Linked DNA regions of Mus musculus: region 2 is linked to region 1. Evidence: chromatin loops called from intact Hi-C (ENCODE). Cell type or tissue: left cerebral cortex. All regions are shown on one strand. Each heading gives the region's core, and the rest is flanking DNA. Links, peaks and the distances in the headings are about the cores only. Region 1 holds the start of n-TVcac10 (a tRNA gene). Region 2 holds the start of n-TQctg4 (a tRNA gene).

Evidence for each region. A loop is a pair of places that touch in the nucleus more often than their neighbours do. Peaks named below come from ENCODE experiments on the same cell type or tissue, not always from the same donor. Only the 100,000 strongest peaks of a DNase experiment are listed, where the experiment ranks them.
Region 2: a loop joins it to region 1, with 2.2 times the contacts of the local background. A loop is called at or near these places in 16 of 42 quality-filtered maps.

The regions. Positions count from the first base shown.
Region 1 is chr3:96,324,439-96,341,082 of GRCm38, reverse strand. n-TVcac10 (a tRNA gene) reads right to left here and starts at 8,343; the gene lies at 8,271-8,343. n-TNgtt5 (a tRNA gene) reads left to right here and starts at 6,395; the gene lies at 6,395-6,468. Gm24830 (a small nuclear RNA gene) reads right to left here and starts at 12,658; the gene lies at 12,493-12,658. In left cerebral cortex, for the core only: no CTCF peak of the experiment used is centred there; DNase peaks (open chromatin) are centred at 6,993, 7,057 and 8,261.
Region 2 is chr3:96,394,129-96,407,995 of GRCm38, reverse strand. It overlaps n-TQctg4 (a tRNA gene), which reads left to right and starts at 8,866; the gene lies at 8,866-8,937. It overlaps Gm26654 (a long non-coding RNA gene), which reads right to left and starts at 8,124. Exons shown (of 3, transcript XR_867473.2): 1 at 8,064-8,124; 2 at 5,459-6,445; 3 at 5,044-5,146. n-TNgtt10 (a tRNA gene) reads right to left here and starts at 5,778; the gene lies at 5,705-5,778. It also overlaps the pseudogene Pafah1b1-ps1. In left cerebral cortex, for the core only: CTCF peaks have their summits at 4,759 (motif pointing left) and 6,019; DNase peaks (open chromatin) are centred at 5,807, 7,891 and 8,888.

The DNA.
Region 1 (16,644 bases), core at 3,839-11,838:
TTCCTTTCCCAGGCTTCCTTTGTCTTCAGGTGAGCTGGAGCTGCGTGGCCCCCAGGTCAGTCTCTGATTTAGCTGATGTTAGCTGGACACGGAGACCTTACCTTGGTGTCTGCTCTGGTACAAGCTACAATGGAGCTTTTAGTGCCTCGACAATATTGAACTTTGGTTCACCGTTTTGCATTCAGGTCGTGTCGGAATTTCCACAACAGTGGACTCAGCTCCACGCATGGGATTCAAGCGTGGTCTGGCTTTTGTGGCTTGAAGACTGGGAGGGCGATTTTGCTTGGCAGCGCGTTGGCAGAAAGGGAAACTCCGAGTTCTGCTGGTGGATCTGTAGGAGCTTGTATGGAAAACGGGAAACTGGATAAGGACAGCTAACGATTGCATGAGCAGGATGAAATTTGAAAAGAATTAGAACCGAAGGAATGCAGGCAGCTTGGCTCCAGAAAACAGACTCAAAAGCATCGGGACAGAAGTTAAAAATTGTAAAAATCTATGTAAAGAAATGGAAATCGTTTTTAAAACTCCGATTAAAAAAAAAAAAAAAAACAAACAGACAAGCTTTTCTTTCTTTCTTTCTTTCTTTTTTTTTTTCTTTTTACCCCCTCTTGCTCCGGTTCTTTGTTTCTCATTATGGATCGATGTGAGCCACCAAATGGCTACTGGATTTGAACCTGGATTTAAAGCAATCTGTGCTCTGAGCCGCCAAGCCATTTCATCAACCCCAAGGACAAGTTTAAAACTGTCCCAAATCCCCTCCGTGATCCACCTGCCTTCCCAGTAGTATTTATTCCAACAACTGCTCCCCCAACATTTTATTACAAACATTTGTTTCTAGATCTGTGTTCTCAACAAGCGCTCTTCTCTCGTGTCCCACATACACTCCATACCCTGTGCTTTCACCCACGGGCTACCAAAACAAAACAAAAACAAACAAACAAACAAACAAAATAAAAAAAAAAACCCACAACTTTTAAAAACAAATACATTTGGCAAACACATAAAGAACACCTGTATTCCCACAGCCTAGAATTTCCTAGGGCTACCTTGACGTCTTTTCTGTGCAATTTCTTTTTAAGCTGCTGTGAGAGTTGATTTTAGTCGTCACTTTGGCTGGGATTATTAGATATCCAGAAGTACATCAGGGTGTCTATCCTATCCGTGGGACCTTTTCCAGAAAAGATTGTATCTTAGTGTGGTCCCGAACAAAAATATAAGTATCCAGAAATCACATTTATGAAACGAATCTGACATACTAGAAAAACAGTCACCCTTACTGTTTTTGCTTATATGATTTATTTTTATAGACACAGACATTTTCTAATATCTCAAATTTCACAAGGGTTCCTTTGGCTGTTTCTACTTTTTAAATATGAAAGTATGTTGTCCTAGCAGAATGGACAACCATCCTTGGTGCTGATGGACTTTGTCACTCTGGTCACCTCTTCAACCACCACCATCAGACTTCCATGATCAACGTGTTTTGTTTTGTATTCTGCAAAGACAGTCTTCAGATTTGGCAGAAATACCTAATTCACACTGTCCTTGAACTGTTTACTAGATCGCTTTTAGAGAACAGAAGACAGCTTTGATGTAGTGCTCCAGGAAGAGGTGACTTCTTTCGTGGTGACTCACCTGGGGCTGGGCGAGAGCAGCCCTGGAGGAAGGCTGAGTTAGGGGTGGAGGGTAGACGATCGGTTTTTGGTAAGGCCCTCCGGCTCTCCTTTTAGAGATGGAAGCAGGCAGATGACTTTCTAGATTGCAAGTGTCTTGACGCCCATTTGGAACTGAGCTCCTACTTTCTCGGATACTCTGTTCGAACCCTGGAATTCGTGTATTCTCAGACCAGTTTTTGCGAAGTCAGGTCACCACAGCCTCCTGGCGCTGCTATTCTGGCTCCATTGCTCTCGGTTACAAATCCCCTGTCATGCGCAGACTGGAGCTTTAGATTCAAACTCCCCCTCATCAGCTTTTGCTTGTAGATTGTTTAACCTTAAGGAGCATTGTAAGCTGTGGCTGAAGGCGATCCCTGAGACACCGAAAGGGTAGAGAGCCACAAAGCATGGTACTCACTGTGTGACAGCTGCGGTTATCTGCAGGTTGTACCCTCTCCTGGAACATTCTCTAAGGCTGCCTGCCAACAGTTTGTCTTTATGTGTTAGAAACACATGTCTCAACTAATCTAGTAGTAAGCACATTTCCCCCTGACATGCTGGGATTAAAGGCAAATGACAGTACGGCCCCGATGCTTTCCCTCTTAAACTCCAACAAAATTGTCCTCAAGTTATCCTCTGGAAATATTTAAAAAAAAATTTTTTTTTAACCTAAAACCAAGAAACAGCAATAGGCCATTGTGTTCCCTAGTGACAGTTGGGGTGCATTCTCTTGCAAGTTTTTATACTCTAATTTTTTAAAAATAGCCTCTTTGGCAATATTTTCCAGCGTAATATTTTTATTAATTATTTAGGAATTTCACATCATGCATCCTGATCACGATCACTTCCCAGTGCTCCCAAGTCCACTCCCCTTCCCTTGTGACATCGCCCCCACAAAGAAAGAGAAGAAAGGGGAAGAAAAGAAAAAAAAGGAAAAACCAAACCAAGTCCATTTTGTGTTGTCCATATACTCACTGGGGCACAGACAGACTCCCAGTGGCCAGCTGCCCAAGGGAAGATGAACACTTCTCCAACTGCACCCCGCCAGAAGCCATCAAAGTGGAAAGCCACACTTCAACATCCTTGTTACAGTTTTTAAGAGTTCTCTGATGGCTTCCTTTCTAGGCTCTTATCTTTTTCAGTGGTGGGGTGGGGGTGGGGTTTGTGGTGAAGGTAGGGGTTGTCACTGAAGCCTTCTGCAGTCCTCTTTTTGAACTGCGAGTCTGCAGACATCGATACTACTTCCAAAGTAGCTTTCTTGCCCTTTACAGTCAGCGGGTGCACAAATCCTGGTTTCGGGCAACAGCATGGACTATGAACACCCGCTTGGTTTCCGATGGCAGTATTGCCTGCGGATATCAACATGGCTGTCAAGCAAGGGTCAAGGGCCAGCATGGTCTCTGGAAGAAGTATGGACCACAGAGGTCTTTCTTTCGAGGAAGTCCAATCTAGTAAATGGACCATTCTTCATCTTGAACATCCTGTCGCTGTTCAGAACCAGGGCAGTCGTGCGGTTGGGCAGCTTGCTCCAAGTTCTGAGGCCGAGTGTGCACACGCTCCAGGCTGCACACCACCTCAACAGCCCTACAGCTGATGACTGTTCCTCCATCACCTCAGCAACCTTCTCTCCCGCCCATCACAGCCGTCGCATCTCTAGTTCTACCCCCAGACACTGCTCCACTCCTCCATCTTTTTCCAGCTCTCCATTACATATTCTTTTGTCACAGTGGCAACGGAAGCTGCAGGGTGTCACACACCATACCTGTTTATTTTAATAGCTTCTCATGCAGTGAGTCATGGTCTGGTTCGAGGCCTATGCCTTCTGCCACACAATCAGTACTGGACCCTCATTAAGACTCCTCTTGGTTATCCTGCTGTTGTCCAAAGTCATGGAGATCCCGTGGCTCTGGTTCTGCAGGACCAGCTTCATCATGTGCTCCAGCAGCTCACAGATGGAGCAGATGTTGGGGTGGACTCACTCAATGCCCTGGACGTGGGCTGAGTGGTAGCTGAGTTAGTCAGCCCAAGCCTCCATTGGGTCAACGAGGGGCCTTCTTTGGCAATTTTTAAATATACGGCCCTGCCTACTCATCTATAAAGGAGTACTTTCTAGGGACTTTAAAGACATCGTATGCTCTTAATGCTTAGGCATCAAGGCAAATCCTGAAAGACTGGAAATGGCAATGGGAACCCCGATGGTACCTGCTTACATTTGAGGCAAACTCCCAGTCTGCCTGGGAGAAATTTCACATCATGCACCCCAGTCACTATCACCCTTACTTCCCAGTCTTCCTGTGTCCACCCCCCTTCCCTTGTGACACCCCCCCCCATCCCCAAATCTGCTTGTGAATTTATCATTCACACACGTCTATTTTAGCTTAGGGATAGCTAGAATTCATAGGCTTGTGATATATTTCAAAGAGAACTGGGAAGAGGGAAGGTAGCGGTTCTTCCCCTCCCTGTTCATCAGAACACTAATCTGGGCATGCCTGTGAGGAGACTGAGAGCAGGAGCTGGAGAGAAGGCTCAGGGCATGTGGTGGTTTGAATAAGCTTGGCTCTTAGGGAGTGGCACTGTTAGGAGGTGTGGCCTTCCTTGTTAGAGGACTATGTTACTGTGGGGGCAGGCTTTGAGGTCTTCTGTGCTCAAGCTACTCCCAGTGTGACACAATCTCCTGCTGTATTTAGTCAAGATGTAGAACTCTCAGCCACTTCTCCAGCACCATGTCTGGCTGCATGCTGCCATGCTCCCCACTATGATGATAATGGACTGAACCTCTGAAACTGTAAGCCAGCCCCAATTACATGTTGCCCTTTATAAGAATTGCTGTGATCATGGTGTCTCTTCACAGCAATAAAACCCAACCTAAGATACTAGGCATGCACAAAAGCAAGAAACATGGCCCATAGTGAGGAGAATAAATAAATCCTGGGCCAGAACTAATAAGTTAGAATGAGTTGAGAAAAACCTGAAGCTGTAATTTAATTGTTTTACAGGTCCAAAGACATAGAGCATATAGATATTGGAATGGCCAGAATTAACCTTCAGAGCCTAAAATAACATCCAAGATAATAAATTTACCAGATGGAATTAACAGAGTGAGGAAATTAATTAATTAAGTGAGGAAAGGTTAGGATTGCAAAGCTACAGGAAGCCATTACAAAGTAAAATAATAAAAAATGTTTGCCCAGGCATGAGGGCATACGCCTTTGACCCCAGTGCTTGCAGGCTGGTGGGTCTCTGAGTTCGAGGCCAGCCTGGTGTACAAAGAGAGTTTCAACACAGCTAGGGTCACAAAGAAGGGCCACAGAGAAACCCTGCCTCAGAAAACCAGAAGAAAAAAGATCGATGAAAGAAAGCGTCAGTAAGCGGTAGAGCGACTGTAAGAAGCCCAACCAGCAATTGAGGATCCTGAATGGACTGAAGGAAAAGAAAAAAAAATTTTTTTTTAAGGAACAGTGACTGAAAAATTTCCAGTTGTAATGAGATTAGCCCACCAACCTAAGGAAAAACCACACCTACGCACAGAGAATTAAACTTCAACAGTAATTGGAGGAATAAGTAATGGCGCATACACAAAATACAGAGATCCGTGGTGTACCTTTAAAGGACCCAGGGGGTGGGGGTGGGGATGCGGGTAGGGAGGGGAAGGAGGAGTGTCAAGAGTCAAGGAGGAAGAGCCAGCTCTCTGTCCCTGCACACTACAATAACCTGTGAAAGCAGCTGCCAGCCCGAGGGAATCCTTATGGACACTAAGATCTAGGAGCATTGTAAATACCAATGTAGATAAGACGGCAAGCACAGCGTCACTGTTCCTGTTATTTCCATCTTCTTAAAAAAAAAAAAATCAGACTTTAAACAAAAGTAGTAAAGATGAATTATTCCGCATCTTTAAGGGGAAAAAAATGTGTAATGCAAGGACATGAAGGACAGCACTTGAAGATAGACTATGATAAGTTAAAACTGACTAAACCAGAAGTTAACGACTCAATAAGACCAGGGAAAGAATTACAGCTAATAAGCCAACAAGAGACAAGATTTTTCAACCTAAACACTAGCGTTGAAAACTTGCTCTCCAGGACTCTACAGAAGCCATTGCACAAGCGACCACAGATGTGTGCACAGAAATGGATGTTATTGTTTGTAATAATGAAACACGTGATCAAAAGTCAGAAGTATTTGGGAAAGGGACAGATATTAGTTGTTAAAGAAAAAAAAAAGGAAGGAAACCTTACCAAATAATAGTTTTGGTCCCATCGGCCATATCCTTACAACTTTGAGAGTCTGAATTTCGTTTTGCCTTATTATGTAGAATTTGGTTAATTTAAAAAAAAAAAAAAAAGGGAGACAAGATCTGGGAGTGGAATAAAACAAGCAAACACACGTCCCCGGGTGGGCTCAAACCACCAACCTTCCAGTTAACAGCCAAACGCGCTGACCGATTGCACCACAGAGACACATAGGAGAAGAGCCTCCCCATCTTTGTAAGAAACAAGGCTGGACTTAAAAGAATGACCCATTGCATTCGGACTAGAATGTGACTTTCCTTCTGGTCCCAGCAGCCAGAGCCCGCAGAGAGGAGACCCCCACAGTCGGTGAGTGCCTCAGTTTGGTGCACTGGGTCATGGGCCAGTCTACAGAGGTCATCCTCTGAATAGACACTTGGGACTAAACTCATTCGCAGTGTGGTGTCTCCCCTGCCAGGTAAATAGGAACGTTGGGAGGTTTGCACCTTATGTGTCTCCGTGGCGCAATCGGTCAGCGCGTTCGGCTGTTAACCGAAAGGTTGGTGGTTCGAGCCCACCCGGGGACGTGTGTTTCATGAGGGGTGTTTGCTTGTTTCATTCTGCTCCCTGGTCTTGTCTCCTTTTTTTTAAAAAAATTAACCAAATTCTACATAATAAGGCAAAACAAAATTCAGACTCTCAAAGTTGTAAGGATATGGCCGATGGGACCAAAACTATTATTTGGTAAGGTTTCCTTCCTTTTTTTTTTTTTTTTTTTTTAACATCTTCGCTTGGCTCCTGGTTTGTCCCCTTGCATCCGCTGCGCTTCTCTCACCAGGATCGCCGCGGCCGGAGGTAAAGCTTGCTCTCCGACCGGGTGAGTGAATTAGAAGGAAATCGGAAACCAAAAGACGCACGAGTTAGTTCCAGTGGGCCCAAAAGTGGGCACAAAATTGGGCAGTAAACAGTAGATGGCTTTGCTGTTCAGCTAAGCAGCCTCGTTTTTCTCTGCCGTCTTCCTGTTTTTCTTCCCCTCCGAACACATGTTTCTTTTCTGACTGACCTTTTCTTTCCTCCCTTACTTCCGCGACTCTCTCTTAACTCTCTCGCCTTTTCCTAGCTCTCGCTACCCTACCGGCCGCAGCCAAGTAGGGCTGGAGTACGAGGGAGGTCCCATGCCACGGGTGCTGGTCAGGAGAAACATTGGATTTTCTGTGTGCGTCTCCATAAAGCAGAAAATAGCAACATTAACCGCACCAGCTCTCTTGTTCCGGCTTTTGAATAGAGAGCAGTGAGAAGGGCGAGCGCTTGAGGACTGCGGACGCTTTGCTCCCCTTGCGTGTCAAAAGGAAGGGGTTGAGGGTGACAGAAAAGAAGAAAGGAATATCATTAAATGGAATCAGCCTTGAAGTGCGAAGTCTAAGAGAAAGTGAAAGAGACCATGGGAGAAAGCTAATGTGCCCAGCATAGCTGCCTTTTTTAGGTTGACTTCAAACTCAGACTCAGCTTTCCCAAGTGCTGGACTTAAAAGAATGACCAATTGCATTCAGACTAGAATGTGACTTTCCTTCTGGTCCCAGCAGCCAGAGCCCGCAGAGAGGAGACCCCCACAGTCGGTGAGTGCCTCAGTTTGGTGCACTGGGTCATGGGCCAGTCTACAGAGGTCATCCTTTGAATAGACACACTTGGGACTAAACTCATTCGCACAATGTGGTATCTCCCCTGCCAGGTAAATAGGAACGTTGTTGTGGATGCAGTAAAAGCCTCGTCTATCTTCACATCGGCTGAAGATTACGACCTTCCCTCCTACTCAAACGCCATTCTAATTCTCAGTTGCTCTGTGTAAGAGACTGAAGCGACTTTCATATGACGACACACTGCTCGAGACATTCACACGACGCTGTAACGTCTAGTCAAGCAGACCATCTTTTAGTTGACACTCGGCACCCAAAGCTCTGCGCCGTTTCATCTGCACACTCCGGCTGCTGACTATGCACTAACAGGGCACCCTTCTTTCTAAGCTCACTCTTAGTCCTCTCACCAGTACTAAAATCCACTAGAGAAGCGAACTTTCCCTAGTGCCAAAGCAGAGGATTTTAATCAGCTCAGGCTATCGTGCTTACGCTTTAAACAGTTGGAGTGGCTTCTTTTATACCAGCTGTGGTTCCTATTTCCAACAAAGCAGACCTCCCAGAGTGGGAGGGACCTCTCTCTAGGATTTTCTCCGTCTAAGGACACTGTGCTGGACTCTAATCGTGAGGGTGGATCCCTCATGACCCCTTCTAAGTTTCCAAAAGCTCCAAAGACTTTGGGGATCAGGCCTTTCACTCTTGTACTTGGAGCACCAAATATCTAGTATCTTCCCTCCACTGGATAAGAAAAGACTGCTTGTTTCCGCCCGGTTTCGAACCGGGGACCTTTCGCGTGTGAGGCGAACGTGATAACCACTACACTACGGAAACCACCTGGGAGGCTTTCTCTGAGAGATTGCATGAGACTCGTGTACCTGCTATCACTACCAAGTTCTATTATGAATTCTAAAGGTATTTTAAATTTTAAACAGCACGCCAGTGATCCCTCAGACAAGCAGACAGCCGCGTCTGAGTGGCCCTGTCTTAGAAGTTTGCGCCCATGAGGACGCACAGGTCCCTGGGTCAGAATCCTGCTCCTAACCAGGGTTCAAGTTCATGAACTGCGCATAGGTGTTGTCCTCCGAGGGGCCCCGAGTGCTCTTGGAAGCTAAGGACCCCGGGCATTTGGGTATGTCCCAGATTCTGGGCACGTAAATCCTGCTTCTGGGAAGCGGAGGGCCGCAGCGTGGCTTTTTTTTTTCCCTTTTCCTTTCTTTCTCTTTCTTTCCTGGTGCCAGCAACCGTCACTATTCTTATCCCTTGAACGATATGTGTATTCTACTCAGAAGTGTAGGGCTCTTCCTCTGCCCCTGCGCTCTACGTTTCCTGTGTTGCTGCTTCCTCCCCAGACTTCGAGTGGCTTGCCCTCACAGGCCCTGATTTAGCCTTCAGTGTCTCCGACCCAGGACCCAGAGGGGCCCCTCGGGTCCCGGCTGTTGTGCAACTCAAAGTCCAGTACTTAATCACCTTACAAGTTAAGATCTTTGTTTTTTGTTTGTTTGCTTGTTTTTGTTTTTAACCAAATATCAACCCAAGCCAAGCCCGTGGATTGCATTCGTTTGCGGCCTACCTCCCCCCCCCCCCCCCCCCAATGGACAGGTCAAGTATAAATCACTGGAGACTCTGGGCATCGCTAACTCAGAATTGGGAACTTCTTTGGTCTTGAGGTACTTTTTCGAACCACACAGCTTTAGTTTATTCTTTACATTTTTTAAAAAAAATTTTACTTATTTATTTTAGTACACTGTAGCTGTCTTCAGACACACCAGAAAGAGGGCAACAGATCTTATTACAGATGGTTGTGAGCCAGCATGTGGTTGCTGGGAATTGAACTCAGGACCTCAGGAGCAGTCAGTGCTCTTAACCATCTCTCCAGCTCCCCCTATTCTTTACACTTTTGGAAGCATCTTGTTGTTGTGGTTGTGGTTGTTGCTGCTGTTGTGATTTCCCTGTTCAACTAGTTATGAAGTGCGATTCTTGACCCAGTACAATTCATCTTACAGCAAATTGCCGGAAGGGTGGAGATAAGCTGAGTCTGAACGATCTCAATCAGTCTGTTCATTTTCTCCTGTTAGGAGCGGGTGTGGCGGCAGTCCCAAAGGCGCCAGGGACTGTAGCTAAGTCGTATGACTTGCACCTGACTTCCTCATATAAGCCACAAACATCTTGAGAGCTGTGCAGGTGCACCAGGATACCGGTGAATCCAGTTTGATGGAGATATGCCCCTGCTGCCCTGATTAGCTGAAGCTGCGTGCCTGGTGAGGCGGCGTGGCCTGCTGTGCGTGGATGAGAGAGAGTATAAAAGGAGTGAGAGGCCCAGGGTTCGGGGGAGATATAAACAAGAAGAATCAGGACTGAATAAACTACTGTTAGAAGGACTGGTGGTCATGTCGTTCTTGCTGGTCGAGAGCGGACGCGACATTCTCCAATCCTGTTTTCCTTGGGAGAGACCCCACCTGTCATCCTCCGTAGCCAGAGACTTCCTGGTAGCTTTAAATGGTGAAATGTTGACTTTTCTCTCCCATCTTTCACAGTCTATCTTCCCACACCCATCTAGACCATCAGTCGCATCTAGATCTTTTGGGGAGTACAAGAAAGACAAGACAAAGGGGGCAGATGTCCATTCTGGTACAGAAGCAGGAAGGGCAATGGGCGCCCAAAGACCACAGAGTCAGGTGCGCCTACTTGCCTCGGCCACCCTGCAGATTCCATAGAGACTTGGCAAGAGGCCCTGCAGGCTGGAATGGCGGCAGTCTGCAGTTCTGCCTCAGACAGGAGCCGCTCAAATGGTACCCCATCCAACCTCTGCCTGGTTCTAGACAACAGACCCACAAGATCAAAGGAAACAGGTAACAATAGGACAATTCAGCGACCTCCAGGGTAAATCTAGAGTCTGGTGTTAAACAGATCTCCAGTGCCTCTTCCAGCCTTTGCTCAAAATTAAAGAGTTCACGAAAGGGGGCATTGTGTAGACAAAAGTTGATAGACAATTGAAAGAAAAGGATTGGAGGAAAACAGAGGTGTCTTCTTGGATTTTTCACAGGACCGCAAGAAAAATGAGTGGCCAGGACTGGAAGAGTGCAGGTGCATCGTGCATAAGGCTTGGAGATCAGTCAGGCTCTCGGAGTCAAACCTTGCTGCACCTATCCAGGTTGTCTAAGATCCTTCATCCTTCAGACTCCTTTAAGGGTTTCTGAGGTCTCCAAGGTCTCCCCTCCTCCTCACCCAGGTCTCTCCCTGCATTGTTAGTGTCTCTTCTGTGTTGTGACCTTAGAGGTCAGTTGTGAGATGTGTCCCTGACAAAGTAACAACCTCTGCCACTTGTGGACACTCTAGACATAGTAATGTTCTTTGTTAAGGGCGTGTGTCTGGTTGGTGTGCCTGTGAGATCGATTCTGAGCTTTGGTGCACTTAGCCATTATCCTGGATATCATTATTTGGGTTTATTATTTAGTCTTAGTTTTCAGGTAATGAATAACACATACCAATTTCAAATGCTCTTTTTTGTTTTTTCGAGACAGGGTTTCTCTGTATATCCCTGGCTGTCCTGGAACTCACTTTGAGGACCAGGCTGGCCTCGGACTCAGAAATCCACCTGCCTCTGCCTCCCGAGTGCTGGGATTAAAGGCGTGCGCCACCACACCCGGAGACAAATGCTCTTAAGTGAGATGTTTACATAGTGTTGAGTATCTTTGCTTGAAAAGGATCGCCTTATTTACCTATAAATGACTACACATGTCTGCCACATAAAACATTCCACATGTATTTATATGTATTTGTTGAAAAAACGAAAACTAATTTAATGGATTTTACTCGCTAAGCCCTTTCCTAGAGATAGAAATAAATGCCAATCTTAAAGCTGGATGTGGTGGTGTTCTTCTGAATCAGGATATCAGGAGATCAATCCATCCTTGGGCTACAAGGCCAGTGGGGGGATATGGGAGGGGTCAGGGATACAGTTCTGGACCTAAATCTTGATTCTGCACTAACAAACTACACAGTAGCTGGCAATTTACTTAAGCTGTTTATATTCTGTTATCATTAGTAAAATGTCAGCTACAGAATTAAATTACTCGAAGTTGTGATATGAAAATTTGCTTTAAGTTTGATGGAAATATAGCACTCAATAAATGTGTGTGTCCACCTCCATTCCCACCAGTCTCTGAGAGATCATCTTCCTCTTTGCCGCACATAATACTTACTAAAAATGGAAGAAGTTGCCAAGAGTACATGTGATATACAGCTCACCCTGTTAACTTAGAGAAAACACAGAGCGAGTTGTGGGATCAGAGGAAACTCTGAATGAGTGAAGTCCTGACGTTCGGCCTTCCCTCCTCAGGGAATCGAGTGCACATGTTATAGTGGGTGCAGAAAATGCCCATCATAGCGTTCTTCCCCCTCACCTCCAGATAGTCACAGCCTAAAGTTAGCAAACCCTCTGTGAGTTTGAGGACAGAAGGTCTACAGAGTTTCGGGATAGCCAAGGCTACACAGAGAAACCCTGTTTCCAAAAAACAAAAAACAAGTGTGCGACCGCCATCTTGCCTGTTATAAGAAAAACATGGGAGAAACTCCTTCCTCAGACTGAGTCGCAGACTCCGTCATTCCCCTTTTCTAGTCCCTCCTCTAAGATCTGATATAGCCTGGTCGGCAGGTGAGGCATTTTGTTAACAAAAGCTTGCTTGAAAAGAAGGATGCATGCAGGTAAGGTGGCTCGGCGGTTAAGAACACTGACGGCAAGCTCCTGAGTTCAAATCTCAGCAAGTTCTTAATGAGATCTGACTCAGCTACAGTATACTTATGTATATCAAGAGCTGAGAGGAGGAAGTATCTAGGATTGCGTGTTTCTTTTAAGTTGAAATAAGTATAAACAAAATTACTCAAGTTGCAAGCCAAGCCCCAGAGTTCTCAAAACACAAGGGACATAGTATATGTATGCAAAAGGAGAATTAAGTACCTTACTTTTAGACTACCAAATACCAGGGGAGCGCGCGAACGCAGCTCCCCCACTACCACAAATTATGCAGTCGAGTTTCCCGCATTTGGGGAAATCGCAGGGGTCAGCACACCCCAAAGTGCAATGGGTGAGCCTCGCCCTGGGAAAACCACCTTCGTGATCATGGTATCTCCCCTGCCAGGTAAGTATGCTCTCCTAGCGCCCGGCCCCGGCTCACACCCGCCGCCCCTGCACTCTTAACACACGGTCACTTAGCCCCGCCCTATCTCGGGTCTCCCTCGTCGCACATGCCGTCTCGGCGCTCCGCTGATATCTGGCGACCCGCGTTCTCTCCTACGCCGCGCGAGAAATCTCTCGCGTTTCCCCGGCCGCTGCGGACGCCGCAGCCCCTGCGCGACCCTCATCTGCATACACCCCGCCCCGTCAGCCACCCAGGAGTGACATCACGCCCCTTCCTTTCGCCGCCCGATCCCGGGGCCTGTTGGACTTTCTCACTTGCGCAGTGCTGGAGCGGTGAAGGACCAGGGACAAGTCACCTTGCACCGTCTCTTACCCCTAACTGGCCGCTCGTGGCCCACCCCCAGGTGCCAACATCCTTGTGGCCGACTCTTTTGGGTATGGACGAACGGACGCCCGTCTTCTCCAAGTCGGAGCACAGGAGTCGGGCAGCACAGGAGCCAGCCCTACCGCAGGGGTCTCCCTGCGCCGCTCCAACCTGCCTGCCTGCCGCGGGTCTCCGCCGCTGTACTTTAAAAGGCTCTTGATGTATTTACCTGTTATTTTCTGGGTTTTCTTCTACAGAAACATCACGATACTGACACTGGGTAGGGACATTGGTATGTGGGGTTACCCAAGTCTGGGTTCCTGGACCTGGGCACCCAATAAGCCCTCTCTGGAGCGCCTCCCTCTCCCCCTCCCCCTCCCCCTCCCCCAGGGTCTCTCAACATCCCCCCCCCCCCCGCCCCCCATGCTGGAGTTCATTATATAGACCAGTCTGGCCTTGAACTCTGGCCTTGATTCTCCTGCCTCTGCTTCTCCAGTGGTGCAATTAAAGGTGTGCGCCTCCACACCAGGCTTTTGTTTATTTGTTTGTTTTGTTTTTGAAGTCAAGGTTTCTCTAGGTAGCCCTGGCTGTCCTGGAACTGCCTCTGTAGACCAGGCTGCTCTCTCTAACTCAAAAGATTCTCTTCCCTCTGCCCGCCTAGTTCTGGGATTAAAGGCATGGGAGACCACGTCCGTGCCCAAGGAGCTTTTGATTAACTAGTTGATCCAATTAAGTCCTTTCGTTTGCACAGTTAACTACTAAACAAATGCTGGTGGGATGGCAAAGCGGTTATAGAACATCTGCTCAGAGAACCAGCAAAGACATGCTCCTGACAAATGGATCTGATGCCCTCTTCTGGCATGCATGGGTACCTGCCGACAGAGCACTCTTGCTTTTTTTATTTTATTTTATTTTATTTTATTTTATTTTATTTTATTTTATTTTATTTTATAAACCATCTAAATAGAATTAGCATTCAGTTAACCAGTAAAGGGCAACTTCACTTAGACAATTTTACTATTGCTTGATGAGATAACCTGTGGAGTGTCTTAATACTTGAGCTGTTTTGTTATTTAGGGGAAAAGAGCGAGAGATCTATTACGTTCTTTCAGAATAAGCTGGGGCCAAACAGGTGGCACAGTTGTTAAGAGTGCTTGCTGCTCTTGCAGAGGACCAGAGTTTAGTTCAGTGCCCAGCACTTACACCCACAGCTCCAGAGGACCCAGCACCAGTCCTCCGTGGGAACTTGCAGGCATGTGCACCTAACAGACACTCACAAATAAATAGTAAAAATAAATATGAAAAAGAATTATGAACCAGAGCAGAAATTCTAGTACACTAAAAACTGGTGAAATGAAGAGTTATGGATAGAGCTGAGTGTGGTGGTGCAGGTCTTCCCAGCACTCGGGAGGCAGAGGCATACAGATCTTTGAGTTTGAGGTCAGCCTGGCCCACTACTGCAATCAGCACAGCTTTGGGATCAAAGAAATGACAGACAGGCATACAGAAGAGCTGGGATCAGATGGGCAGGGTGCTGGTGGAGACATGCCAGAAGCCTGGAAACTTAGCCCGTTTATTGTACACGGTTGAAGGGGGACTGGCCCACATTAGGTTCTGAAGAGAAGCTAAGCATCGAGGTGCACACTCTAATCTCAGCCTTCTGAAGTGAAGGCAGTAAGTCTATGAGTTTGAGGTTGCTTGGATTCCAGAGTGAGATGGTGGGTAGGGTATGCCTTAGGGTTTCCATTGCCATGATGAGACATCCTGACCACAGAGACTCTGATAAAAGAAAGCACTTAATTAAGGCTGGCTCACAATTTCAGAGGTTTAGTCCATTATCATCATGGCAGGAAGCATGCTGGTGTGCAGGCAGACATGGTGCTGGAGAAGGAGCTGAGAGCTCTACGTCTTGATCCACAGGCAGCAGAAGGAGACTGTGTGTCACACTGGGCAGAGCTTGACCAAAGATCTCAAAGCCTACCTCCACAGTGACACACTTCCTCCAACAAGGCCACACCTACTCCAATGAGACCTCTCCCTATGGGCCAAGCATTCAAACACGTGAAACTATGGGGGCCATACCCATTCAAACCACCACAGGCTACTTGTTAAGTACAAAGCTCTGGGTTTTATTCTCAGCATAGCAAGAAAGAGAAACTACTTTCTATTTTAGACATTAGACTGCTGCCTAGGTGGCTGTGTCCATGGTCCAGGCGGCTACTGATTCTGTGATCATCAGAAAGTGGTTTGATTACTCATGGTAGTTCAAACCTTAAGTGTCTCTCAAAGGCTCCATGTTAAAAAGTCTTAGTCTCAGGCAGGCATGGTGATATGAGTTCCAGGACAGACAGAGGTACATAGAGAAGCCCTACCTCCAAAATCAGTCTTGGTCTTAGTCTCTAGCTTTGGTTTATGGGAGAGGTAAATGGAGATGAGGCCACTGGAGATCCACCCCTTGATGGGAACACTGGATCTCAACCTCATTCTTTTTCTCTCTTTTTTGCTTCCACATCATGGAATAAAGTCTTGTTCTGACACACCTCCCCTCTAAGCAGTGCCTCTGCCCCGCTATGAAAAACCTGGAAGCAATAGGTCTGCCAGGTCATGAAAAAACTTTTAAAAGTAAGCTATCTTCACTCAGAAACTAATTTATATTCCTCCAACAAAACCCCTTAAAATTAATAAGTACTTTGAGAGAACTAATTGTACTAGTAACTAAACCTTTGCTCAAATTGTAATTAATTAACAAATTAACGAATTGTAATTAAATAACAAATGCTTGTTAATTCTTTGCTCCTTCCATAGCTGCCAGAAGCTCTCATTTTATTCTCTGGGGAATGCCTGAGGCAGACCTTATATTCACTCACTGCCATATAGTGACAGAGTCTCTCTTCCCTCCTTCCTGCAGCCCACTTTAAACTATTGTAAAGTTATTCAAACACTTGGGAACTTCACTGTACTAGTGTAGTAGCTATTGGAAGCCAGGGGCACTCTCCCCTCTAAGATCACCTTCAGGTAGAGGGCTGTATTGAAGCTAGTCTTCTTAAGGGAGAAGAGTGTGACTGGAGAGTGTTCGTGTTATATATATATATATGAATGACACCTAATGGGCCCCTAGAATTTTTATCAGATAAAATGTGAATCACTTTTCTTTCTACACAACAGAGTCAAATACCAGGAAATACCAAAATCAAAACTTAACAAATACCTCAGAACAAATCAACTGCCAATCCAAACAGACCCATAGATTGCCTTTAGCTGTCATGTGTCACCTAACAGAGAAAGGAACACTGCTAGCCACTGCTCAGCAGAAAGAGCATCCCTAGATGTTCATTTCATAAAATCAAACCAGAAATCCGTATGTACACCACTGATGGGAGAAAAAGAATCTGCAGTATACAGGTAGAGATAAAAAGTCATTGTCTAATAACTGCTCTTAGAGTTGAAAACCCAAAGGCTTGGGGAGAGGGGTGGTGCACACCTTTGATCCCAGCACTCAGGAGGCAGAGACAGGAGAATCTCTTCGTTTAAGACCAGTCTGGTCTATAGAGTGAGTTTTAGGACAGTCAGGGTTACAAAGAGAAACCTTGACTCCAAAAAAAAAAGTAATGAAAATGAACTCAAATAATCA
Region 2 (13,867 bases), core at 4,340-12,339, 66 kb before region 1:
GCAAAAAACTTTACTGCATATGTACACATTGGTTGTTTGTCCAATCTTATGCGTGGTGGCCAGCAGTAGTCAGTGCCACTCTGCAACGGCACATGTGGCTTCCCACATGGTGGAATGCATTTCCTGGGCTCCAGAAAGTTCATATTCTTCCATCTCTGAACCAACAGGATCTGAGACTAAAAAGAGGTGGCAAGCCTGGACCCTTCTTTGTTCCAGAGACAAAACTATTAAGATGTGGGATGTCAGTACTGGCATGTGCCTTATGACTCTTGCGGGCCATGATAACTGGGTACGTGGAGTTCTGTTCCATTCTCGGAGGAAGTTTGGGTTGTGCTCTGTATGGGATTACAATAACAAGCGATGCATGAAGATCTTCAGTGCGCATGAACCCTTTGTTACCTCCTTGGATTTCCATAAGACGGCACCCTATGTGGTTACTGGCAGTGTAGATCAAACAGTAAAGGTATGGGAGTGCCATTGACTGAGTCACATTTGGTTCTTTCTCCCTTTTTTCCTCTGGATGCACTCTGATGATATCATAGTTACCCCATTTGAGCTCTGTTTAAATAAGTATCGTCCTTTCATGTGAAAAAAAAAAAAAAAAAGGAAGGAAGGAAAAAAGAAAATATCTCCTCCATAAGATTGGGCGGTAGGCATGCCGGTAGGGCATTTTCTTAACTAGCACTTGATGGTGGAGAGCTCCACTTGATGGTGGGGCCACACCTGGGCTGCTGGTCCTGGGTTCTGTAAGAAAGCAAGCAGAGCAAGTCCAGGCGAACAAGCCAGTAAGCAGCAGCCCTTCGTGGCCTCTGTGTCAGGTCCTGCCTTCAGGTCTCTTGCCCTGCTTGAGTTCCTATCCTGATTTCTATCAGTGATAGACTACTACTATGGGGACATGTAAGGCCAGTAAACCCTTTCTAAGAACGCTGTCTAAGATAGCCTTGCTGGACAAGCCGGGCCTGAGCTGTCCAGGAAAACCCAAATGACCTCCACCGTGGGCATCGGGTTCAGAGGAGGATAAAGCCTTGCCCTGGTCTTAGAAGAAAGGACAAAGAAAAGGAGCGACTGCAGCCCAAGTAATGGATCTTATGTGTGGGATTAGTCTTCAATGATGGGGCAAATCCATAAAACGGAAGGAGGTTTAGCAGGAAAGTTGGGGAAACACCAAATTAGGAGTTAATGGAAAATATTAAGAATAATATTAACACTGGGCATGGTGGTGCACGCCTTTAATCCCAGCACTCAGGAGGCAGAGGCAGGGGGATTTCTGAGTTCAAAGCCAGCTTGGTCTACAAAGTGAGTTCCAGGACAGCCAGGGCTATACAGAGAAACCCTGTCTCGAAAAAGAAAGAAAGAAAGAAAGAAAGAAAGAAAGAAAGAAAGAAAGAAAGAAAGAAAGAAAGAAAGAAAATTAACTATTGAGCCCAGAAATGGTATAGAAATGGTATTCCATTTTTTTCTGTTTTCCTTTTCTTTTTTAGCAAGTCTTCCCTTTCTTCCCTTCCCCAAGTCTCTTTGTCCCAACTCCTCACTACCTTAAGGTGAAGCATAGATTCCCCGAGGTGAGAACAGCAGAAAGGAGAGCTGGCTCAGCCCAAGACACCGCTCCTAGAGGTCCCACGGCTGTCTCCACCCGTGTTGTGACCCTTCTGTATGGGAGTGGAGGGAGGAGATCCCCTGACCGGGAATCGAACCGCTGGCGCGACGGTGAAAGCGCGGAAACCTAGCCACTAGACCACCAGGGATTCATTCCAACCCATTCATTGGGCACTTAAAGTAAACTCCTAAGAGTATAAAGCATATTAGTTTTCTTAGACGACCAGACCAGGCATTGAACTCACGCCTCCTATTCAAGACCACCACGGTCTCTTCCATTTTCTGTCCCGGTAATGTTTTGCCTCAGAAAGCAACAGACAGGAAAGCGCATCTGGAATCCATTCCACGCCAGCCTTCCCACCATGCGCGCCTGGATGGCACATCTCTTCCTCCTAGCCTCCGGTGGGGAAACTGTCGGTTTGACCCAGCATAGGGTGAGCGGAGTCCTCCTAACCTGGGGAGGCGCTCCTTTCCTTCCTTCCCACCTCCATCACTACAAAAGACACTCATCCTACGAGCTTCAGGTACAGACTGGGATAGTTTTTCTCACTATGTTGGTTTCTCTGATCTCTTGGTTTTTGGACATCTCTCTGCCTGAAGCGATTTGGGCAGAGTAGAAGTTTTGGGTCTCTGGATCTAGCGCTGAGGAATGTGCTCCTGGATGTTGCTCTCCATCCCACTCACAGAGGGAAGCCAAGTAGCTCCCAACGAGAAAACGTTGCTGGAGGTGGAGGCCACTTACTTTTTTTTTAAGATTTATTTATTATATATATGTAAGTAAGTACACTGTAGCTGTCTTCGGACGCTCCAGAAGAGGGCATCAGATTTCGTTACTGATGGTTGTGAGCCACCATGTGGTTGCTGGGATTTGAACTCAACTCGGGACCTTCGGAAGAGCGGTCGGCGCTCTTAACCCCACTTACTTATTCTTTTTTTTTTTTTTTTTTTTTTTTTGGTTTTTCGAGACAGGGTTTCTCTGTGTAGCCCTGGCTGTCCTGGAACACACTTTGTAGACCAGGCTGGCCTCGAACTCAGAAATCCGCCTGCCTCTGCCTCCCCAGTGCTGGGATTAAAGGCATGCGCCACCACGCCCGGCTCACTTACTTATTCTTAAAGGCGACTTACCACCGTGCTCCTTAACCTTCAGGTCCCCGTTCCAGTCTCCTCTCTTCCAGCCTCTTCCATCTTCCTTTCTTTGTCTCTTTCAGAAAATTGTTATGCTCTGTTTTTGAGACCTGTCTCACTATGTAGTCCTGTCTGGAACCAGGCTAGCCTCCAACTCACCGAACTCCGCCTCCCTCCACTCCCCACACCCCCTATAGTGAAAGGAGTACATCTTCAATTGTTTTTTTGTTTTTGTTTTTTAACAATTTTGTGATTCAAGGCGTGGGCAGAAATTTGTTTTTGAGCAACTGTAACTGGTGGGATTGCGGACAAGTTCCAGCCTAAAGCGCTTGGTTATGGTGGGATTGCGGACAAGTTCCAGCCTAAAGCGCTTGGTTTATACGGAAAAACCCTGGTGGATTCTTCGGGAAAGTCTTGTGTCGTATCCAGTGCAAAGCTGGCTGCCTGGGAACGCACCAGGTGCCATTGTGTGTCGAGGTTCTTCTATAGCAGCAAAGTGCTCCTCAGTGGAAGAGTGCGCCAGAGGCCGGATAATCTCCTCGTCTAGGAGACTATGGCCCAGATGGTCCCTGAACAGGCATTGGAGAAACCCGCCCAGAAGGAACCTGCCTTGCTCCTCCTCGAACAACAGCGAGTAGTTTTGCCGCGAACGAAGGGGCCACACCCAAGCGCAGCCCCTTCCCTGCTGCTTTTCCCGCTTCCACCGCCGCAGGATCCGAGGAACCCGGACGTCCGAACCCAGAGTCACTGAGGCCACCTATGATCGCGGACCTCTGGCGGCCGCGGCCATCTGGGCTCCGCCACCCTGGGGGACACGGTGGGAACTGCGTACACCGGCGTCCTGGAGCTTTTCCAAGGATGGGCGCTTCCAGCCCTGAGACCCTTGGCCCAGATCCTGTCCAGGTCGGCGGCCAGTCCTAAATAGCTGTAGTCTTGGGCCCACAGGGATTCCCACCATGCTGGCTTGTTTTTCTTCCCCCCACCCCACTGGCTATGAATAATATCAATCATGCCTTGATGTTTTGCCCAGTGTTAATCCCACAAAGGATCTCTGAGAGGAGAAAAATCACCGACTCAAATGGCCAAATTGGAGCAAGCTTTTTTAAAATTCATGTACACTGGCTGTGTCTCCCTCCCTGTAAGACAGGATTCCAGCCCTGGACATGGGGAAGATACGTTTCTTGGAGGTTAGGGGTAGGGAGTTTCCAAATGTGGGGGCTGGCAGGCAAATAAGCGGGGCTCACAGAATCAAGACATAAGCATAAAGTCTGTTCTAACCTCCTTAAACAGTGCTCTTTGATCTGAGTGATCAGGCCATCACAGAACACAATTAGCTATCGGAGGGCTCGGAGGTGCCTTAAGTGTCCATTCGAAATACTCACCATAGGTCTGTGTGCCTGTGCACTGTGAGTCCCCCCCACCCCCATCCCCGAGTTTAAACATCTGAGACAGCTAAGAGAAAGTTTGTTTCAAAACAAGTAAAGAAGAAAGGAACACGGCTACAGCTGGGAATACAGGAGCGAACTGGGCACCACCCCCCCACCCCACCCCCACCCCGGGAAGATTCATTTGCAGAATGGGCTTGGTTAGAACATGATATAAACGCCATTGTGTGACAGTGGTACACCCATCTCACCACTATCAAAATAAACATCTGCAGGAGGCAACAAGGAGATGCTTGCTTCAAGGGAGGGCATGTGGAGGAGGGGGGAAGGAACCTCGACGTCTTAAGAAATTCTGAGTAGTAAGGCAGTGGTGGAGCGTGTCTTTAATCCTAGCACTTAGGAAACTGAGGTAGGTGGATCTCTGTGAGTTTGAGGCCTGGTCTACAGAGGGAGTTCCAGGACAGAAGGAGAAGCAGGAAGAAAAGGAAGAAGAGGAAGGAGAAGGAGGAGGAGAAGAAATATATTCAGAGTAAGTGTTGGTCAAAGGGATCAGCAGTTCAGAACACTTCCTGCTCTTACGAATGTTCCTTACTAACAACCACTCCAGGCAGTTCACAGTTGTCTGTAACTCCAGTTCAGGGAGAGTTGACACCCTCTTCTGGCCTCTGTCAGCACTGCACATACACAAAAATAAAATCCTAGCCAGGTGTGGTGTCCCATGCCTTTAGTCCCAGCCTTCTGGACAGGAGGCAGGATCTCCAGTGACAGTTAGAGATTAGACTGTCTCCATAGTGAGTTCCAAGATAGCCAGAGCTATATCAAACAAAGCAGAACACCTTATAAATTACACACACACACACACACACACACACACACACACATAGAGGCACACAAATACACACACACACATGAAAAGAAATGCAGAATTAGGCATGGCTGGGTATGGTGGTACATGCCTTTAATTTTAGCACTCAAGAGACAGCAGCTCTTGATCTCTGCGAATCCCAGTCCAGCCGAGGCTACACAGTGAGCAACTGTCTCTAAAAACAACAAACAATAAACAAGTTACAAACAAACAAAAACCCAAATCACAAACAAACAAACCACAAAGTTCTCCACTCTTGCTATCCTACTGGGTCCAAAGATCAACCCCAGTAGATTAATGTGTGTGGGATGGGACCAGTGCAAAGCAGTGGCAGCAGATAAGGTGGACTTCCCTTTGAGTCTAGACTCCTCAACTTTCATCTTACAAGTGTCTAAGCCAAAGAAAAGCACCATAATGTGTATCTGGAGATTCGGGGGGAACAACTCATTCAGACTAGGTCTCTACTGCCAGGTGTGATGTTTCTCACCTCAAATTCCTGACCAGCCTGGGTTATTTTAGGCCTTGTCTGAAAAACTAAACAGTAAGGCTTCACTTGTGTAAGTGAATCTGAAGAAAGGATACTACTGTAGGCTTGCTTGGACTTCAGGTAGATGAGGGAAGTTATTCCCTGTTCACCTTGACCTTGAGGGAAGGGTAAAGTGTATTGGAATGGTTTTAGTATCATTGAAGTGTTTTAGAATAGCAAGGAATAGCAAGGGGAGATTAAAATGCTCGTCCCTGGGTGGGCTCGAACCACCAACCTTTCGGTTAACAGCCGAACGCGCTAACCGATTGCGCCACAGAGACGATGTAGAAATCTGTAGGTTGGCTGGATGGTGAACGAGGGCTCACCGGGAGCAGCGTTCAGTCCTGGAGGTTGGTCACGGCGCTTACTGAGGGCAGCCGTTGGAAGTTGAACTGGCGTCACCAGACCGCAGGTCCTGCGCCGGGTTCCCGGGCTCGCGTGACCGTAATGAACCGCGCGCGTGCTGCTGGCGCCTTCCGATGCTGAGATCCCGCTGTCACTTGGGGATCGGTGGCCACCAGGGGCACCACTCTGGCGAGGGCGCGGCCTGGACGCCCAGAAGGACTACGATAAGGAACCTATTACGCTTTAGGGTACGGTCCTTCGCAGACCCTAAGCAGGTACCGACGAGGGACTGGTCACCCCAGGTGTGTGCTGGAGCCACTGAGCGGTCCCGGTTTGGACCTGGGAGATGAGTGTAGGAAAGGCGTTCATTGGAAAGGGAAGACAATGGGGAAAAGGGAGAGGAGGACAAGGTGGGAGCCACCCTTTTGGGAGCTGAGACTAGCGGAGACCCGCGAGTGTGCAGGTTTTTGGTCTTTCGAAGCAGTTTACACGGTTATTGCCGATGGCCATTTTCGACAGGTCTGGCTCTGAAGAGGATTCGAGGAGTCTGCAGCTTACTCAGCAGTTTTTTTCTCTAAGGGAGCAAAACTTAATTCTCTGGGGCTGGCGAAAAAAGAAGAAATCACACACAGAGTTGTTTGATGAAGAAAGAATCCAACAACGTTATATTTTTTTTTAAGACTCTTTATACCACCTAAGGAAAAAAATTCTCTACGAAAGAGAGCCACAAGTTATATATTCCCCAAAACCAACTACCACATGTTCTTCAAAAGATTAAAATTATTACACAAAAGAAAATTACAACATGACTATTGATTAAATGTTATTTTTTTGAAACCCACACTTAACATCCCATCTTTCTTTCCACAAATCATCCTAACCCAAACCAATAATTCTTTTGTCATTGATCAACAAAGTTCAAGCAAGCCAAGTCCATAGTAGCTAGGTTTTCCATGTGCTAGCTAGTTTGTATTTACCAAGAAATAAATCATTTATTATATGTCTCACTCGTTCAAACCTTATTTAGCTAAACTGGCTAATCATCTAGTATCGATTATTGTATTTATTCTTATACCTATAATAGGGTCATTTACTTTTCCTTCATACCCTACCTTTTCATGACACCTGTGAACACATCCTTAGACAAGATCAGGGAACTCAGAGTGAATGATTTCCTAGAGTGAATGTTTTCCTTGATCACTAACCTGTCTCATGCCCATTTTTCTTTCCCAAGTTCAATTCCGTGCTTGCAATGCATGAACGTTTGCTGTGTTCTTTTTCTCACCTATGCAGCCCTCTCTATTCTACAAGGGAGGGGGCACATTCTACTCTTAATTCTAACTTTATTATATCTCCCTGGCAAAACCCCTAAACCATCTCCTTAATCTTCCTGATCAACTACCCTAACTTCCTAAAACAATTTAAATCAATTCGGGCATTTTGTAAAATCATTCGTTCATCTAAACACTGCTATTTCATGAAAGTTGCTCTTTGTAGCAATCTGTAGGAAAGTTGCCCAAAGGAGTGGACTGTCTCTCATGAAGCAGTCACAGCAGACTACAGGCAGTGAGGGTCTCTCCACAGCCATTCACACAACACTAGCTACAGGAGGAGTGGAGCAATGACAAACATGAAAAGACAGCAGCACCAAGAAGCAATCCAGAGATGAACCCCACCCCCACCCCTCACCCCCTCACCCCCTCTGAGAGGTGGACCATCTCCGGGAAGCTCACTTGCCCACTGCAGTTCCGCCTGCATGACATCTGCCAGTGAATGTTTGTAGTGTTATTGAAAAAAATTTTTTCAAGATATGAGTGAATACTCTACTATTTAAATTTATTCTATTTTGAGCTGATCGTGTAGCTCTGCCTGACATGGAACTCACAGACATCTGCGTGTCTTCCTCCTGAGTGCTGAGATGAGAGACTCCAAATCAATTTTTTTAAAGTGGTTATTGCTAGGTGACTATTTAAAATAAGTCAAAAAATAAGATGCCTTTCTAGCCTGACATATGGTGTGTTTTAACACATACAAGTATAGTCTTCTGAAGAACCAGCCTGCCTCCATCTTGGGCTTAAAGTCATCTTATAGTTAAAAGCAAGGCTAGGCTTATTCCTGTTTATGATTAAATCTCTGCTTCTCAAGGACTGGGCGATGCCTCACCAGTAACTGTAACCACTCATGGTTCTGGACTGCCTGTTCCAGGAAACAGCAACTGTACCTTCGTTTCAAAAAGGAATAACCATGCTGCAACCGTGCCTTTGTTTCACAAGTTTGTTTTGATCACCTGTTGTTATGGCTACCTTGTTGAGTTCCACTTCTGTAACTTTTTTTTTCCTGCCAAATTCTCCATTTGGAACCCCACTACCCTTGAACTATAAAAACCCTGCCTTCCTCATGTTCAGTGAGGAAGCACACCTCTTGAAGTACACCTTAGGAGGAAGCCCATGTATAGGAATAAAAAAAGTTTGCTTTAATTAATTGCTTGCTTTAATTAGTTTGGCCATTTGGGTCGCTGGTCTTTCTCTTCACATTTTCAGGATTAACATTGGCTTGAATGTCTTATGTAAACCTTTAAATTCATTGCTTGCATTTAATTTTGTTTTTTAAAACATACATTTGTTGTAAGAAACACAAAACCCACCGAAGGTATACAAATGTATATATATGAAGAAAAATATGAAGGTTCCCTCATATCCCAACTCCCTCTCCAATGTTGACCCGCTTTTATATATTACAGGAAGTGGTGGTGGGCCATTGTTGCTGCTCTTTGTATTCCTGGGTGGTGAGGGAAAGGCGAAGGGCAAGACAAGACCACTAAAACCATTTACTGGAGAAATTTAACATGAGGACAGGAAGGAGTGGTATCTGAGGCAGATGATGGAGGCAAAACAACTCTTTCTTGACTCTGAGTTGTGTGGACTTCAAGGTGAAGATAAAATGTAATAAGCCAGTAAGAAAATTTGGGTGGTAAAAACTTCCATAAACGGATGAGGAAATGTTAAGCCGAGTAAAGGGACATGGGTTCCATGGTGTAATGGTTAGCACTCTGGACTCTGAATCCAGCGATCCGAGTTCAAATCTCGGTGGGACCTTTGGTGTCAGGCTAGTTTTCTTTCATTTAAATGTGAAGAAACCATTCCAGGTCCTAAGCTAGTAGAGAATTATTAGAGAATTACTTCACACTCAGTGTGATGTGTACCCTTTGGAACTGCACCTTTTTTTTTTTTTTTTCTTTTTAAAAGCAGGGAGCAGAGACCAGAGAGGGAGATGTCCACACAGCACACTAGAGCGACACGGCCTGCTGCTCCTCATCATAGGCCACCTATCGGACACCCCCTCCAATCCCCCCCCCTGTTAACAGAATCCCTTGGTTCTGGCACAGCTGATCATTCGCCGGTTAGTGCCTGGGTACTGGGTCTAAGTACCTGGGTAGTGGGTCTCCAGCTGTGCTCGCTGGAGCAGATGCCGCAGATGCCTTTCTGCAGTTGGTCTGATGTTGTCCTGGATCTTGGTTTGCTGATTGTTTTCAGGTAATGCTGGGAGAGCTGTGGCCAAGCATCCTCTGGAACGCCCATACAGAAGCCTGCCTGCGGCTTGGAAGCCTCGCGGCTAGAGCACGTCTTCATCCTGCCGCAATGGCTTTGGTTTAGGTCAGAGGTCTCTGAGGAGTAGACTCCTTGATGCTTCCCTGGCATGTCCTAGAAGAGGGAACCCACAAGCTCCAAGTTCCCTCTGCAGGCCATTCTCAGAGCCTTGTGTGGAGAATGAGAGAACCAAGGAAAAGCAAGTTATTGGAGATAAGAAATATACCAAACACCAAGCTGACCACATCCATGGATAATGGAATTTCTTAGGGGACACATCGAAATGTTCAAAGGACTGCAGTTTTCATAATAAACAATGGAAATGTTGTGCCCAGGGATCATGTTAGTGATCCCCAAAAAACAGACAGGAGCCAATCTGATACAATTCACAGCAGGGTTGTTTTTTTTTTAAGATTTATTTATTTATTTTATGTATATGGGTACACTGTAGCTGAACAAATGGTTGTGAGCCTTCATGTAGTTGTTAGGAATTGAATTTTTAGGACCTCTGCTTGCTCCAGTCAACTTGGCTCTCTCAGGCCCAAACATTTATTTATTATTATACATAAGTACACTGTAGCTGTCTTCAGATGCACCAGAAGAGGGTGTCAATACCATGTGGTTGCTGGGATTTGAACTCAGGACCTGATGCTCTGAGCCATCTCGCCAGCCCAACACAGCAGGGTCTTTATTCTATTCAAGCTAGCTACCCCTCCCCACTGCACACAGGATTTTTTGTGTGTGTGTGGGGGTGTCTATCGGGGCAAGGCTTTATAGTAATCAGCAAGCAGGGAGTACATGTGCAAGCATCTAATTGGAAAGCTACTGTGGCCTTTAACACAATGGGCTGGTGCAGGGAGTCATCTCATAAACTTCTGCTTCCCTCTGCATTGGTGGTTGTTTAGGGGTGGGCTTGTAACATGGGGTGCAGGGTTGTTGGGGGAATAACCTGGAGACACTGGTCTTGTTGAGGGTATCATCTGGAAAGGCTGGTCTTGTAGGGGATTACCCTAGAGACTGGAGCTCGACTCAGTTTTTGTTGGGCGGCAATTTGGAAACGAATGCTAGGTACCAGCCTGTTAGTTTACCTGAACTCAAACTTAGGTCAGGTTCTCTAAAATGGAGTCTGAACTTAAAAGATTTGGCATTTCAGACAAACTTGAGAGAAGAAAATATATAGTGTATACAAACTCACATTCCTTTGTAGAGATCCACCTTGGCAAACACTTGTATCACTGTTTTAGATTCTGGGGTTTGCATCTTAGGTGTGATGGGTTTGGGACACACTGGCCCCAAACACAGCACCTTGGTACATTAATCATGTTACACAGAAGCTGGAAAGACACTCACTCCTCCCTGACCTTCCTCCCCAGAAGCAGGTGCCAAGACCCTCAAGGGAGAGGTGCTGTTGGGTAGCAGTTCCTAGGAGAGTAAAACCTTCCATAGTGGAGGTACTCTAAGAGGCAGATTTAAAGAGGAAGTAAACAACAGCTGTTCTAAGGGGAAGTGCAGACACAGGATGCTTTTTAAAAGGGAGATGAAGTGAAACACTGTATCCTGCAAGGAAGCTCAAGGAGTAAACAACTCAGTAGCTTCAGGAAGTCCCTGAAACTGGCCAGATTCTCTAGGGCCCTCCCTCCACAAGCACGCATGCTCGCGAGAGCGCGCGTGTGCGCACACACACACACACACACACACACACACACACACACAGAGTGAAGACTGCAGAGAGATGCTCTCTCACACACACAGAGTGGAGACTGCAGAGAGATGCTCTCTCACACACACAGAGTGGAGACTGCAGAGAGATGCTCTCTCTCACACACACAGTGGAGACTGCAGAGAGATGCTCTCACACACACACAGTGGAGACTGCAGAGAGATGCTCTCTCTCACACACACAGTGGAGACTGCAGAGAGATGCTGTCTCACACACACACAGTGGAGACTGCAGAGAGATGCTCTCTCTCACACACACAGTGGAGACTGCAGAGAGATGCTCTCTCACACACACACAGTGGAGACTGCAGAGAGATGCTCTTGGACCACCTGAGCTGCCTGGGAAGCACGCTTGTCAACCTGTAGTGCACTCCAGGCTTCTAGCGTTTGTGAACTGCTGTCTATACTATGAACGGCTTTGGTGATTGATGCAGCTGTCTTTGAGTTGTTTCTGCTTTTGTAAGTAACCCCAGGAAAATTTACTGGCTGGCCTATGGCCTTGGTGGTTTCCCTGATTTGGTTTGTTCTCTGTTCCCTACCTGAGATGATTTTCTATGTGGGGTGAGTAGAAATTCACAGCAGGGGTCCTCAGCAAGATCTGGAAGGGAAGAGCATCCTTCCCTCTGGAGACAGGGATACAGAAAGGGGAGCAGCAGCCCTGGCTGAGTTTCTCTGAGTGTGAGAAGTGCACCGCACCACAGACCTCTGGCCCTGTCATATTTCTTCTCCACAGAGCCCATGTCTGAAGCCTCTGGTTCAGCTGTTTCCTCACTGACTTGGGAGTTCTGTGATAATAATGAACTTGCATTAAGCCAGCACATGAGCTTTACCATTGTCACTGTCATTTGATACAAGGGCCTTAGCCAAGACCCATGGGTAGGTAGTGGAAGGACATTTTCCCTCTCCTCCACATGGAAATGTCTTCCACCATGAAGCTGTTAACTGGGCAGCTTTGAAGCCAGGATTGCAACCAGTGTTTCCCTTGTAAAGAGGAGATGAAGGAGTGAAGGCTGTAGCCGGTTCCCTGAAGATCCCCGAAGAGCACACCTGCTGGGGATTCCAGTTCTGGGATGCCCCAGCCCAGGAATGGCTGCTGCACAGAGAAGACAAGTGTCCTCTTCTGTCACAGGGTCTGCAGCATGGATAAGTACTGAGGATGTAATGTTAAAGGATGTAACGTAAATACAATCAGTTTTAGAATGCCTTGTCTCTGAGGTGTTGTGCCTGGAATAGGAAAGTTCCCACTCAGTGAGCCCAGGCAGTGTGCCAAGTGCCAGCCACCGCTAAAGCAGTGTGTGTGTTGTTCCGGAATCGCCACTCAAAACCATACGAACACCTATCTCAGCTAAGCAAGAATCGTTTATTGAACACACACCTCAATACTGGACTTCCAGGATTGCAAAAAGGACCCAGAAGCTTATTTGCAATACTAGTCTGCCCCCAGGGTGGGCTTTTTTTTTTCTTTTTTCTTTTTTCTTTTTTTTTTTTTAATAGGAGAAAGCAGATTCAAAGTTTAAAGGGCAAGGAGAGGAGCAGCTGGCTTACTAGACAGAGTATTATCAGCCAACCTTTGAGCTGATTGGCCCTGAGTAAGGTAAGGCTGGTGGTGAACAGAGGAATTTCAAAACATTGAGATAGCAGAGCACGTGTATTATAATCATAACTGTTTTGTTGTTGTTGTTGTTTTGTTTTTCAAGACAGGGTTTCTCTGTGTAGCCCTGGCTGTCCTGGAACTCACTCTGTAGACCAGGCTGGCCTCAAACTCAGAAATCCGTCTGCCTCTGCCTCCTGAGTGCTGAGGTTGAAGGCGTGCGCCACCATGCCCAGCCTTTTTTTTTTTTTTTTTTTTTTTTAATGTATGTGGAATTTCTTAAGATTAGCAAACCTCATACAGAACATTCAGAACATACAGAACAAAACAGGGGTTGTGATCAGTGTGTCCTTGAGCCAAGTAATTTCTCTATCCCAGTAACTGGCAGGCATGTTACAGCAACAATATGAACTAGCGGACAAGCCTGGAACAAAATGGCTACAACTATTCTAGGAGCGGGGCGTGTGTCAAACCTTAACACGGGTCTTTGTCATGTCAGCATGCTTTGTTAAATGTGACAGGAACAGAAGAGATGGACCCAAAGACACACCTCCACAGGCAGTGATGGAGCAAAGGCTAAGAGAATTGAGTGCCAAGTCCAGCAATGATGGTGTGACACAGTTCCTGACCCTGAAGCAGAGCTAGCAGGGAGTAATTCTTGAGTGCGAATGGTTTGGCTTACTAGGAAAATATTATCAACTTGTTAAGGCTTGCTTGTCTAATAATGTATATATATTTACTTCCTGTTTCTCATTTGGGGAATGCTCTCCCTGCTGAGGTGAATGACTCCATGATAATCAGAAACAGCAACTCTTCCAGGAAGTGAGAATATGTCTGGTGTTCCTCAGCAAAAGCCATCAACCCTCAGGACAGTACTGAACGCTGTGAGAAAGAACTCTGAAAACATAAGTTCAAGAATATGTAAATCAATGTCAGAACTGTTCTTTTCAAGATTTCTCAACTATGCAAAATATGAGGGTGCAATGTGAATTGTATGAGGAGCTTCGCGGACCTGAAAGAACACAGGAATCTGTCCTAATGAGCCAGCTTTGTCAGAAAGATAATAAGGAAGGAAATGAGAGGTTTAGGGAGGGGTGATCTCAGGGCAAGATCCCACCCAGCTAAGGC